2 separate regions of the Homo sapiens genome follow, and region 1 is linked to region 2. Evidence: chromatin loops called from intact Hi-C (ENCODE). Cell type or tissue: PC-3. All regions are shown on one strand. Links, peaks and the distances in the headings refer to the core of each region. The heading gives the core; the rest is flanking DNA.

Region 1 (5,000 bases), core at 1-5,000, 310 kb before region 2:
AGTTTCATAGTTTGTGAATTATATTTCAGTATAGCTGTATAAAATTAAATACATTTAAGTGTGGAACACAATAGCTGTTGTGTGTGCTGTATTTTATTCCTTAAATTTAAAAATCCCAAATTAAATTTTCTTCTTCTTTAGAGGAATAACTCCCTTCCTGATGAGAATAATATTGCAAGGCTTCAGGAAGAACTCATTGCTGTGAAACTTAGAGAAGCAGAAGCCATTATGGGTTTGAAAGAACTTAGACAGCAAGTCAAGGATTTAGAGGAACACTGGCAGGTATATTAATATATTTTGTGTGCTTTTTTAAAAGAGAGTAAAACCGAAATATCCAATTTGTAAGAGTTTGAAGTACCTGATGACCTATAGTAGATGAGTTTAAAGTGAGAGAGACCCTGTTTAATGTCAAAATTGAGAGTATTTATAAACTGAAAGTGCACTTAAGCTGTTTCTCCCTCTTTAATTCTTATAATAAAATAAAAGATACAGTAGACATCAGATAATATTTTTGTCATTGTACCATTGTGCCTTGTGTAACTTTTTCTGCAAACTGTGAAAGTGTTCTATATAATACATATTTTGTCTTAAACTTTGATATTAAGTCCATTGTTGGTTAGTGTGAAACACCAGAAGGGTGACAACATTATAAATTTAATGTATAAATTAGTAACTTAGTTACCTCACCAGATAAATGACATTTATCTGGTATGTGACCACAAATTTATTCATGTATGAGGGAAATGTTGACAAGGAACAAAATACATATTCTATATAAGGACCGAAATTAGGCCTTGACATTGTCATGCCTTTTTTTAAAACATGTTTTGACAAAGTATCAGATTGCAATAAACTTGAAATTTTAAAACAAAAAAGACAAAACTTGTCTTTTATCACAGATATTTTGAGAAACACTGCCCTTAACTTCTAACATTCCTTCCTTAATGGCCCCATTTTTTTTCTAATGTATTGGGATTTCATTGAAGATAATATGAAAAATCTCTCATTAAAAAAATTACAGTGAAAATTGTAATCTTTTCAAGAATTAATCCTCAGTATATAGAGAAAAAATTTGAACTGTATTTGAGTTTATATCCCAGATCTGCACTGGCTGTGTGTGATCCTCCTAAAGTTACTTAATCACAGTGTTCATTTTCTTACCTGTGAAAAGCCAAAAATGTTTCCACACACATTGCCAAATGTCCCCTGGCGGGGCAAAATTGCCCCAGTTGGGAACCAATAATGGCAATAATGTGAATGATGCTTCCTAAAGTTGTTTAATATGGTGACCCTAGGCAGTGAATTCTAAAATTGCCTGTCTTTCTTCTCAGGTCTCTCTTTTCTCCAATAAATTCTTTTTTTTTTTTTTTTTTTTTTTTTTTTTTTGAAGTAGAGACTAGAGACAGGGTTTCAACATGTTGGCCAGGCTGATCTCAAACTCCTGACCTCAGGTGATCTGCCCGCCTTGGCCTCCCAAAGTGCTGGGATTACAGGTGTGAGAGCCACTGCGCCTGGCCAATAAATTCTATCTTAAATATACTTAAGATCTGCAAAGGTCTTTTTATGAAACCCTTTTATTCAGATGATAATAGTGCCTGATTAATAGGATTTTCTAGGGATTAAATAAAATAATGTGTGGAAAGTGTTTTATATATCACAGGCCTGAAATAAGCGCTCAGTAATATTAGCTCTTATTTTGATACTGAGAGTATTTGTTGCAATATAATTTTTTATGCTTTAGCGCCACTTAGCTCGTACTACTGGGAGATGGAAAGACCCACCCAAGAAAAATGCTATGAATGAGTTACAAGATGAACTGATGACCATTCGACTTAGAGAAGCTGAAACACAAGCAGAAATAAGAGAAATAAAACAAAGGATGATGGAAATGGAAACACAGGTATGATGGGAAAGCCCAGTATCTTTAAAAAGTATCATTAGCTGATCAAGGGTTTGTGCACAGATTGTATCATCCCTAGAACAGAGATAAAAGGTAAAGATATGAAGCTGTATAGACCGCAGTTTTCTAGCCCAAATGAAGATGGCAAAAAATTATTATATTGGATTTCAGAGATTTAATCCTTCTTTGACCCATTCAACAAAGTTCAAGGAAGTCAAATTTTATTTGACTTTTTTGGGTAAAACTCATAGCATTGCCCTGTTGCATGACTTGAGAAGGAACACCATGCAGAGCAAAATTTCTCAACCTCAACACTTTTAACATTTTTGGCTAGAAGATACTTTGTTTTACGGAGCTGGTCCATGCGTTGTAGATGTTTAGCAGCATCCCTGGCCTCTACCCACTAGATGCCAGTAACGGCTCTCCTACCTCAGGTTGCGATGACCAAAAATGTTTCTGCACACATTGCCAAATGTCCCCTGGGGGACAAAATTGCCCCAATTGGGAACCACAGATGTATACTATAATGTGAATGATGCTTCCTAAAGTTGTTTAATGTGGTGACCCTGGGCAGTGAATTCAAAATTGCCCTTCTTTCTTCTCAGGTCTCTCTTTTCTCCAATAAATTCTATCTTAAATATACTTAAGATCTGCAAAGGTCTTTTTATGAAACCCATTTGCATGGTAAAGGCACATTTGGTTTTCATGTGGTACATTTGTTTGGACCATATTCTTATACTCTGTGAATGTTGTTTTTTGGCTTTTAAAGTATTTATTCAGTCAGTAGGGGGCATACTTAACTCATACATCATTCTGTATTCCAGTGCAAAATGATCATAATCTCAAACATGGTAACATGAATATGTAATTTCTTCAGAATAAATATATCTTGTTTTACATTGTTCAAAGTTATTTTCTTATATTTTTCTTGTATTATTCTATATAAAATACTTTCCACACGTTATTTTATTCAGTATAATTAAAATAGGAAGAGGTACTATTGAGATTATGAATAGTAGAAATCTTAAGTTTTACAATGGGAAGTTTTATTTTTGTAATCAGATTTTATTTTAGTATAGATACTAAAGATGAAAACACAGCTTTTAAGCCATTGTTGAGGATTTATTTCACAGTGGGTAGAGGTGAATAAATCAAATCCAGTAGACATGATTTTGAGAACTTGTGAAACACAAAGCACTGTCTCAGCCATTAAAGGACTTACACTTGAGAAATCAGGTATGCATAGACTATATTTAATATAATTCAGAAATTTGGTAAGTAGAGAGTTAGATAGGAATTGCTACGGAGACTAGGCGGGGAAAATTAATTTCAACTAGGTGGTTTGGAGAAAGATTTCCTAAGGAATTTGTATTGTGCTTAATACCATTGCTGACTAATAAGTGTGATTTTGGATGGATTTTGCTGGAAGCAGGATGGTAATAGGCACTGGTTCCTAAATGCCAGTATTTGGACTGGTGGTAATCCATGAAATTTTTACATTGATAAATGAAAAATAAATAAATAAAAATAGTATAGGGTAATGGTGGTGGTGTGTAGTAATCTAAAGATTATTGTATCAAACACCCATGTATTTAGATTAAGAAATTTGTCCATGTTTATACATGTAACTCCAGTTCTGTCATTTTAAGGACTTTTAGAAAAGTCTGTCAGTGACTATACCTCAATTTATTGATCCACTCTCCTTTTTGCTCTTGCAAACAGTGCTACTCTGAACATTCTTGCTTATGTTTCCTTGTGTATATCTTCAAGAGTTTCTTAAGTACAAAGGTTCTTACCGTTTTTGTGTTTGTGTCTGCTATCAACACTGTTGGCAGTCTGGAACCTGTGGACCCCTTCTTAAAATAATATTTTTTAATGCGTAAAACCAAGTACAAAGGATTGCAAAGGAAGCCACTTCTACTGAGGTACAGTTATCAAAATACTAAAAACATGTTTGTGCTGTAGATCACATAGAGATACAACACATTCCCATTGCTAGATTCAGGTTTTTAATATTTTAGATTTAGATTTCTTTTTTTTTTTAATTTTTATTTTTTAGACGGAGCCTTGCTTTGTCGCCCAGGCTGGAGTGCAGTGGCCAGATCTCAGCTCAGTGCAACCTCTGCCTCCCGGGTTCAAGCTATTCTCCTCCTCAGCCTCCCAAGTAGCTGGGATTACAGGCGCCCACTACCACGCCTGGCTAATTTTTGTATTTTTGGTAGAGACGGGGTTTCACCATGTTGGCCAGGCTAGTCTTGAACTCCTGACCTTGTGATCCACCCACCTTGGCCTCCCAAAGTGCTGGGATTACAGGCGTGAGCCACCGTGCCCTGCCTTGATTTAGATTTCTTAAGATAAATTGTACTACATTTTTTCCCATCTTAATTTCAGTTTATGTGTTTATATCTCTGATAAACAACATATAGATGGGTACTTTTTAAAATGCAGTCTGATAAATGATTGTTCAACTCTCAATAGGCTAAAAACCACTGAATATATGTACACTTGAGGGAGGTCAATTTTATAATGTGTGAACTGTATCTCAATAAAGCTATAAAAACTGGCTGGGTGCAGTAGCTCACGCATGTAATCCCAACATTTTGGGAGGCCAAGGCAGGTGGATCACCTGAGATCAGGAGTTTGAGACCAGCCTGGCCAACACGGTGAAACCCCATCTCTACTAAAAATACAAAAAAATTATCCAGGTGTGGTGGCACATGCCTGTAGTCCCAGCTATTCGGGAGGCTGAGGCAGGAGAATCGGTTGAACCCGGTAGGTGGAGGTTGCAGCAGTGAGCCAAGATCACGCCACTGCACTCCAGCCTGGGTGACGGAGCAAGACTCCATCTCAAAGAAAAACAAAAAACTAAAAACAATTTAGTCTCATAGTTTCTTTTGCTGTCAAGTTTGGTCTCAGTTTTGTAATTTTACTTGGATTGATATCTGTCACCTTGCTAGCTATTTTGTTTATTCCATCTGTTCTTTGTTTCTTTGTTTCTTTTTTTCTACCTTCTCTTGGATTTATTAGATATTTATTGTGATTCCATTTTTATCTTCACATTTGACTTATTTATTTATACATCTTTCAAGAGTTTTTTTAG
Region 2 (8,084 bases), core at 1,512-6,511:
TGTATTTTTAGTAGAGACGGGGTTTTGCCATGTTGGCCAGGCTGGTCTCAAACTCCTGACCTCAGGTGATCCACCTGCCTTGGCCTCCCAAAGTGCTGGGATTACAGGTGTGAGCCACCACACCCAGCCTTTTTTTTTTTTAATTTATTGAGATGGAGTCTCACTCTGTTGCCCAGGCTGTAGTGCAGTGGCACCATCTCAGCTCACTGCAACCTCTGCCTCCTGGGTTCAAGTGATTCTCCTGCCTTAGCCTCCCAAGTAGCTGGGATTACAGGTGCATGCCACCACCTATTTTTGTATTTTTAGTAGAGATGGGGTTTCACCCTGTTGGCCAGGCTGGTCTTGAACTCCTGACCTCAAGTGATCCACCGGCCTTGGCCTCCCAAAGTGCTGGATTACTGGTGTTAGCCTCTGTGTCCAGCTGTAATCTAAGAGTCTATCAGTTGTGAGATCCATTTCAATTGCACAGATGTTAAAAATGTAAAAATGTATGCAACTTAGAATAAATAAAATGCACTACTAAATGCAAAAAAAAAAAAACCCAAAAACCAAAAAACAACAGCAACAGCAACAACAACAAAAAAACCCTTACAATGGCCTCTGAGTGTTCAAGTAAAAGGAAGAGTCACACTTTCTTTCACTTTAAATCAAAAGCTAGAAATGATTAAGCTTAGTGAGGAAGGCATGTCAAAAGCTGAGACTGGCCAAAAGCTAGGCCTATTTTGCCAGTACGCAAGTTGTGAATGCAAAAGAAAAGTTCTTAAAGGAAATTTAAAATGCTAGTCCAGTGAACACAAAAAAGCAAAACAGCCTTATTGCTGGTATAGAGAAAGTTTTAGTGGTCTGGATAGGTTAAACCAGCTACAACATTCCCTTAAGCCTAATCCAGAGCAAGGTTCTAACTCTCCTCAATTCTGTGAAGACTGAGAGAGGTGAGGAAGCTGCAGAAGAATAGGTAGAAGATAGCAAAGTTTGGTTCATGAGATTCAAGGAAAGAAGCCATCTCCACAACATAAAAGTGCAAGGTGAAGCCACAAGTGCTGATGTAGAAGGTACAGCAAGTTATCCAACAGATCTAGCTAGGAGCACTGATTAAGATAGCTACACTAAACAAATTTTCAATGTAGACAAATCAGCCTTATATTGGAGGAAGATGCCATCTAGGGATTTCATAGCTATAGAGGAGAAGTAAATATGTGGCATCAAAGCTTCAAAGGACAGGATGACTCTCTTGTTAGGGGCTAACGTAGCTGGTAACTTTAAGTTGAAGCCAATGCTTATTTATTATTCTGAAAATCCTAGGGCCCCTAAGAATTATGCTAAATCTACTCTGCTTGTGTTCCATAAATGGAACAGCAAAGCCTAAACGACTGCACATCTGTTTACAGCATGGCTTACTGAATATTTTAAGCCAACTGTTGAAACCTACTGCTCAAAAAAAAAAAAAAGATTCCTTTCCAAATATTACTGATTATTAACAATGTACCTAGCCACCCAAGAACTCTGATGCAAATGTACAAGATTAGTGTTGTTTTCATGCCTGCTAACACAATATCCATTCTGCAGCCCATGGGTCAAGGAGTAATTTCAACTTTCAAGTCTTAAGACATACATTTCCTAAAGGTATAGTTGCCATAGAGTGATTCCTCTGATGGATTTGGGCAAAGTAAATAGAAATCCTTCACGAAAGGATTCACCATTCTAGATGTCATTAAGAACATTTGGGAGTGGGCACAGTGGCTCATGCCTGTAATCCCAACACTTTGGGAAGCCAAGGTGCGTGGATTACTTGGGGCCAGGAGTTCGAGACCAGCCTGGCCAACATGGCAAAACCCCCATCTCTACTAAAAATACAAAAATAAGCCGGGTGTGGTGGCGCATGCCTGTGGTCCCAGCTACTTGGGAGGCTGAGGCATGAGAATCGCTTGAGCCTGGGAGGTAGAGGTTGCAGTGAGCTGAGATTTCGCCACTGAACTGAGGAGGCAGAGGTTGTAGTGAGCCAAGATCGCGCCACTGCACTCCAGCCTGGGTGACAGAGTGAGACTCTGTCTGAAAAAAAGAAAAAAGGAAAAAAAAAAAAAGAACATTTGGGATTCATGGGAGGAGGCCAAAATATCAACATTAACAAGTGCTTGGAAGAAGTTGATTGTAACCCTAATGGATGACTTTGAGGGGTTCAAGACTTCCGTAGAGGTAGTCACTATGGATATGGTGGAAATAGCAAGATAAGAATTAGAAGTGGAGCTTGAAGATGTGACTGAATTGCATCAATCTCATAATCCAACTTGAACGGATATACAGCTGCTTCTTATGGATAGGCAAAGAAACTGGTTTCTTGAGATGGAATCTACTCCTGATGAAGGTGCTGTCAACATCGTTGAAATGGTAACACAAGATTTAGAATATTCCATAAACTTAGCTGATAAGCAGCAATGAAGTTTGAGAGGACTGACTTCAATTTTTTTTTTTTTTTGAGACACGGTCTTGCTCTGTTGCCAAGGCTGGAGTGCAGTGGTGTGATCTAACTCACTGCAACCATGAACTCCTATGCTCAAGTGATCTTCTAGTCTCAGCATCCCAAGTAGCTACAAGGACTACAGTTGTGTGCCACCACACCCAGCTAATTTTTTATTTTTTAAATACTTTGTAGAGATGGGTCCCTCTATGTTGCCCAGGCTGGTCTCAAATGTCTTGTTTAAGTGATCCTCCTGCCTTGCCCCGCAACAATGCTGGGATTACAGGCATAAGTCACTGCTCCTGGCCGGACTCCAATTTTGAAAGATGTTCTGCTGTGGGTAAAATGCTATCAAACAGCATCTAATGCTACAGAGAAATCTTTAGTGAAAGGAAGTCGATCAGTGCAGCAAACCTGGGGTTGTCTTATTTCAACAAATTACCACAGCCATCCCAACCTATAGACACCACCACCCTGATCAGTTAGCAGCCATCCACATCAAAACAGGACCCTTCACCAGCAAAAAGATTAATACTTGCTGAAGGCTCAGATGATCAGTAGCATCTTTAAGCAATAAAATATTTTAAAATTAAGGTATGTACATTATTTTTTAAAGATATAACGCTACTGCACATTTAAAAGACTACAGTATAGTGGAAACATAACTTTTGCATACACTGGGAAACAAAATCCATGATTGCTTTATTGCTTTAGTATAGTGGTGGTCTGGAACCAAACCTGCAATATCTCCAAGATATGCCTGTACTTACTGGCTTTCACAATAATGTAAGAAAGACCAAATTAGGTCAAATTCAATATTCTGTTTCCAAATGGTGTGTAAGGTCATGGCATCCTCAGTGATGCCAAGTTCAAATTGTTCAGGACATGCTCTAAAACATGCCTGGTTTTTCTTCATAATTTAAAAGCTTTGATCTACATTTTATCAGCCTTCACTTTTACAGACTAAAGAGATCAAATTATTAAAGTCAGTAACTTTATTCAAAATTATTGAGACAGACCTTTCTACAAGGTAGTATAAGTTTCTCTAGTCTTAAGCAGATAATTTTAATTTTCATCATTTTAATAAATATTTCCTTATGTAGAAAACTTTCTCTATAGTAGCAATGACTAATGACACAATTGGCTTAGAACTGTAAATCATTAGAACCAAAGGGAACTCGGAAGTTGAATGCAACTTTTTCCTTTTACAAATGAGGAAACTGAGACTTAGTGTTGAGAAGCAGGTTTCCTACAGTAAAACAACCAAAAACGTGAGCTAAATCCAACAAAACAGCGCTCTTCAAACTGCAGATCAGGACCAATCAATTAAGTAGGTTGCTGCCAGCATTTTAAAAAAGCAACAGAGTAGAAAATATCAGAGGCATTTCATGTAGTAAGAATAATATTGTTTCACAGAAGTTTTGCTTTAGTTTTAGTTATATGCATATATGAGATAATGTAAAATGCACTTATTATAGTGGTCGAAAGTTTGGAAGTCATTTCAATAAGATATCTAATCTTTTGGGTGGATTTAACAATTTATTCTTAGTCTCGTTCTGTTGCCCAGGCTGGAGCGCAATGGTGTGATCTCGGCTCACTGCAACCTCTGCCTCCCAGGTTCAAGCGGTTCTTCTTACTCAGCCTCCCAAGTAGCTGGGGCTACAGGCATGTTCCAGCACTCCTGGCTAATTTTTATATTTTTAGTAGAGATAGGGTTTTGTCATGTTGGCCAGGCTGATCTTGAACTCCTGACCTCAGGTGATCCACCAGTCTCGGCCTCCCAAATGCTGGGATTACGGGCGTGAGTCACCACACCTGGCCATAAAAATTTATTATTATTTTAAAATTATGATTATTAAAATTACTATTATGATGCAATTTATTCTTTATCATGACTCATTGTAAGCTAATAAAAATATCTCTGCATTAAATACTACATGCCACCATTTAAAAGAAGCAATTTTTTCCTCCCTAAAGGAAGACTGACTCAGGATATTGTATCCCATGCCATATGTAAACAGACATTCTTTAAAATATCACATTTCTGTAGAGCTTAAATGTGCAATAGCTAGACAAGCTTTTAAAAATACAAAATTCTAGAATTCTGATCCTTGGCACAGGTAAAAAGATGTCTGAAAAAACAGTGACCTCTAGTGGATTCATTAAATAGCATGGACATAATCCCTGCCCCTAAGAATTTGGAAATTAAGGTAACACAAATGCATCCAGATATAAAAGATACTGATATGGTTATACACTGACAAGTGTTATATATAATTAAGGGCTACAGTTATGCTATACAATGAGGCAGATGCATATATATAGATTATTCACTGTTTCCTTCTAATCAAGTGGAATATAATAAATAGAATCCTGGTCTCATACGGATCACTAGTTTAAGAAATACACTTAATGAAGGGGTTGGATTAAATCTCTCTAAGGACCCTTTTAGCTCTTTTAATTATGATTCTTCTTTAATTCATTTTGTACACCAATATCAGAATAAATTCTGCTCAAAAACATTTGATGGCTCCCCAATACTTGAGGGTTTACCACACTCAGCCTGGCCCTTTGTTATTTACCTATTGTTATCTTCTCGTTTCCCAAATTTCAAGTGGGCCAATGTTCAATATCCCAACCCATTCCCACAAGTTTATTTTCTCACTTTTGCTCACAGTTTCTCATTATGCAATGTCCTAACCTTGCTAATTTATAGGACAGGTCCCCATTAAAGTCAACACAAACTTGTTTAATTCATGTTCTGGCATCCAGTGATTGTTAAATTCACAGGTTGGGTTTTATACTTGTATATGTGTATGTGTATGTGTATGTGTATGTGTATGTGTATGTGTATGTATATGTATATGTGTATGTGTATGTGTATGTGTATGTGTATGTGTGTAGCCTGCCAGGTACTAAGCACTTACTGCACAATTTAAATGTAAATTAAGTTGATTCATTTAGATTAGAGAAACAAAGTCCATTTTTTTTTTTTTGAGATGGAGTCTTGCTCTGTCACCAGGCTGGAGTGCAGTGGCACGATCTCAGCTCACTGCAACCTCCGCCTCCCAGGTTCAAGCAATTCTCCTACCTCAGCCTCCTGAGTAGCTGAGACTACAGGCATGTGTCACCACGTCCAGCTAATTTTTGTATTTTTAGTAGAGACAGGGTTTCACCATGTTGGCCAGGATGGTCTCGATCTCTTGACCTTGTGATCTGCCCCCCTCGGCCTCCCAAAGTGCTGGGATTACAGGTGTAAGCCACCACGCCCGGCACAAAGGACATTTTCATCTTTCTTTTTTAGTGAGGTAGTGAAGGGTATATAGCTAAGGTAGAATTTCAAGAACTGCAAATATAAAGTAAAAGGGCTTCAAGTTTTGGGAAACAGTGAGCATTCTGAATAGAGGATGGTGAGATTTTAGGAAAAGGTTACAGGAAGACCTGTTTTACTTCATTTTATTTATTTATTTAATTTTTGAGACAGAATCTCACTCTGTGGCCCAGGCTAGAGTTCAGCAGCACGATCTTGGCTCACTGCAACCTCCGCCTCCCAGGTTCAAGTGATTCTCCTGCCTCAGCCTCCTGAGTAGCTGGGATTACAGGTGCCCGCCACCATACCCAATTAATTTTTGTATTTTTAGTAGAGACAGGGTATCACCATATTGGCTAAGCTGGTCTCAAATTCCTAAACTCAAGTGATCCACCCACCTTGGCTTCTCAAAGTGTTGGGATTATAGGCATGAGCCACTACACCAGGCTGGAAGATTTGTTTTAAATTAGCTAAAGGAAGGACCAATACCTATGCTTGAAGAAAACAGAGATGGCAGGAAAGGTAATTTGGTAAATGGTTTTGAAGCAGTTGAGGTAGATATGAGGGTGGCACAAAGGGTTAAATTTAAGATGTAGAGAAAATATCTTTGGAAGCAAAGTTAAGGATAACTTGAGGAAACACTGGTTTCAGTGGGGAATAAAACATGTTGCTCTCAGAGGACTGGGGAAGTACTGGGCAGCTCTAGTGACAGAAATATTAAGAAAGGAGAAAAAGGATAAGTAAAAAAGTACTCTTAGCTTCCCAGTCATGTCGAACAATGCCAGAGTCTTTTATTTTCCCAACAAGGAAGCTGGCAGACTGGTGGTGAAATGATGAACAATTTAGTCTTAATTATGTTTAACTCAATTATCAAGGGCCACACAGTGTTAAGTTTTCCATATCCTAAACCACACAGGATTGGATCGGCAGGCAGAGGTGTCTGCCATCACAGGTGCTGTTGTCAGCATAATTGATGTTATTTGAATTGAGAGTGGTGTTACATCGCCTTACGCATCAGAAAAGACTTCAAGGTTTGCTTTTTTTTTTTTGAGCCAGAGCTTTTTAGCTAACCTGCATCTCATTATGTTTAGGTCATTAGTTTATTTAGCATAGGTCCTACCTTACCACAAGTAACACTGCCTTGTGTTGCTATAATACACTCTTTCAAACATGAATTTATTTTGGGCATTATCTCATTAAGCATTTCATTGGAATTTCTAGGCAATACAGTTTAATTACCATAAGGATAACTTGTTACCTTTATATTATCATGCCATTTCACCCTCAATAATAAAATTTTCTTGACTTTAGCATCTAGTAAAACATTGCCAGTATTTAAATCATTTCCCAAGAGGCTAAACTCCAGCATTGCCCATAAACTCTTTTTACAAAAAAAAAAATTACTTTTTAATTGTGTCTTTAAATTGATAAAATAGTGTACTGATTTTTATAAAGATTAAATGAACCTGAACTTTCTAACCTTTCTCATAGCAGAGTTCACCTGGATCCTAAGACCCAGTAACTTCTGAAAAAATTTAACATTCTTCCTCCAGGATTATTATATTAACAGGATTCACAGACATAACTAGCATCACAGGACACTGGAGTTAAAGTTCTGATTTTGCAATTAAAGCTAAAACAACAAACAAATAACATTTGTATGTATGCATTTTCTGATTTTAAGTGTAAAATCCTTAATAGCTATGCTTAAAATATAACCATTTCCCCATAAAGTATATAAAATGGTAACTTTTTACAGAAAACTAGACTTACTCTCAGCTAATCTCAAAAAGCAGAAACAAATTATTAGAATATATGAACAAATGTATATACACAATGACTTAAATTACCTCTCTTCTTCTCGAACCCATACTGGAGTTTTGGGAATTTGTGCTTCAAAAAACTTAGATGCTTGATAACAAAAATTGCTGCAAAAAGACTGAAAAGAACATTATAAATCTAGTTTTTTTCTTATCATGAAACATTACCTACATACAGTTGAGAGTATAAAACATAAATGTATCGTTCAAAGAATAAAATGGAAACCTACAGATCTACCACCCAAGGTAAGAAATAAGATACTGAACCTTTGAAGGCCTCTATGTGCCCCTTCCCAACTGCATCACCCTCCGCATTCCCCAGAAGTAACCACTACCATAAATTTGGTGTTAATCATTCCCTCATTTCCTTTCAGTTTTAGCACCTGTGTACATATCCCTATTAAAAAATATTCAGTTTTGCCTATTTTTAAACATTTTTTTGAATGGAATAATATTGTTATACATTCTTATCTTACTTCATTCACTTATTAAATTTTAT

The links. Peaks named below come from ENCODE experiments on the same cell type or tissue, not always from the same donor. Only the 100,000 strongest peaks of a DNase experiment are listed, where the experiment ranks them.
Region 1: it touches region 2 in a loop (18-fold over the local background); 49 of 110 quality-filtered maps call a loop at or near these places.

The regions. Positions count from the first base shown.
Region 1 is chr1:92,621,076-92,626,075 of GRCh38, reverse strand. It overlaps EVI5 (ecotropic viral integration site 5), which reads left to right. Exons shown (of 20, transcript NM_001350197.2): 15 at 142-282; 16 at 1,742-1,900. Among named protein-coding and RNA genes, the nearest start is that of GFI1, 140 kb to the right of the region's middle. In PC-3, for the core only: CTCF peaks have their summits at 2,461 and 2,663 (motif pointing right); no DNase peak of the experiment used is centred there.
Region 2 is chr1:92,306,808-92,314,891 of GRCh38, reverse strand. It overlaps RPAP2 (RNA polymerase II associated protein 2), which reads right to left. Exons shown (of 13, transcript NM_024813.3): 6 at 7,616-7,704. It also overlaps a transcript of GLMN not described here. Among named protein-coding and RNA genes, the nearest start is that of RPAP2, 12 kb to the right of the region's middle. In PC-3, for the core only: a CTCF peak has its summit at 4,616 (motif pointing left); no DNase peak of the experiment used is centred there; H3K27ac peaks cover 438 bases.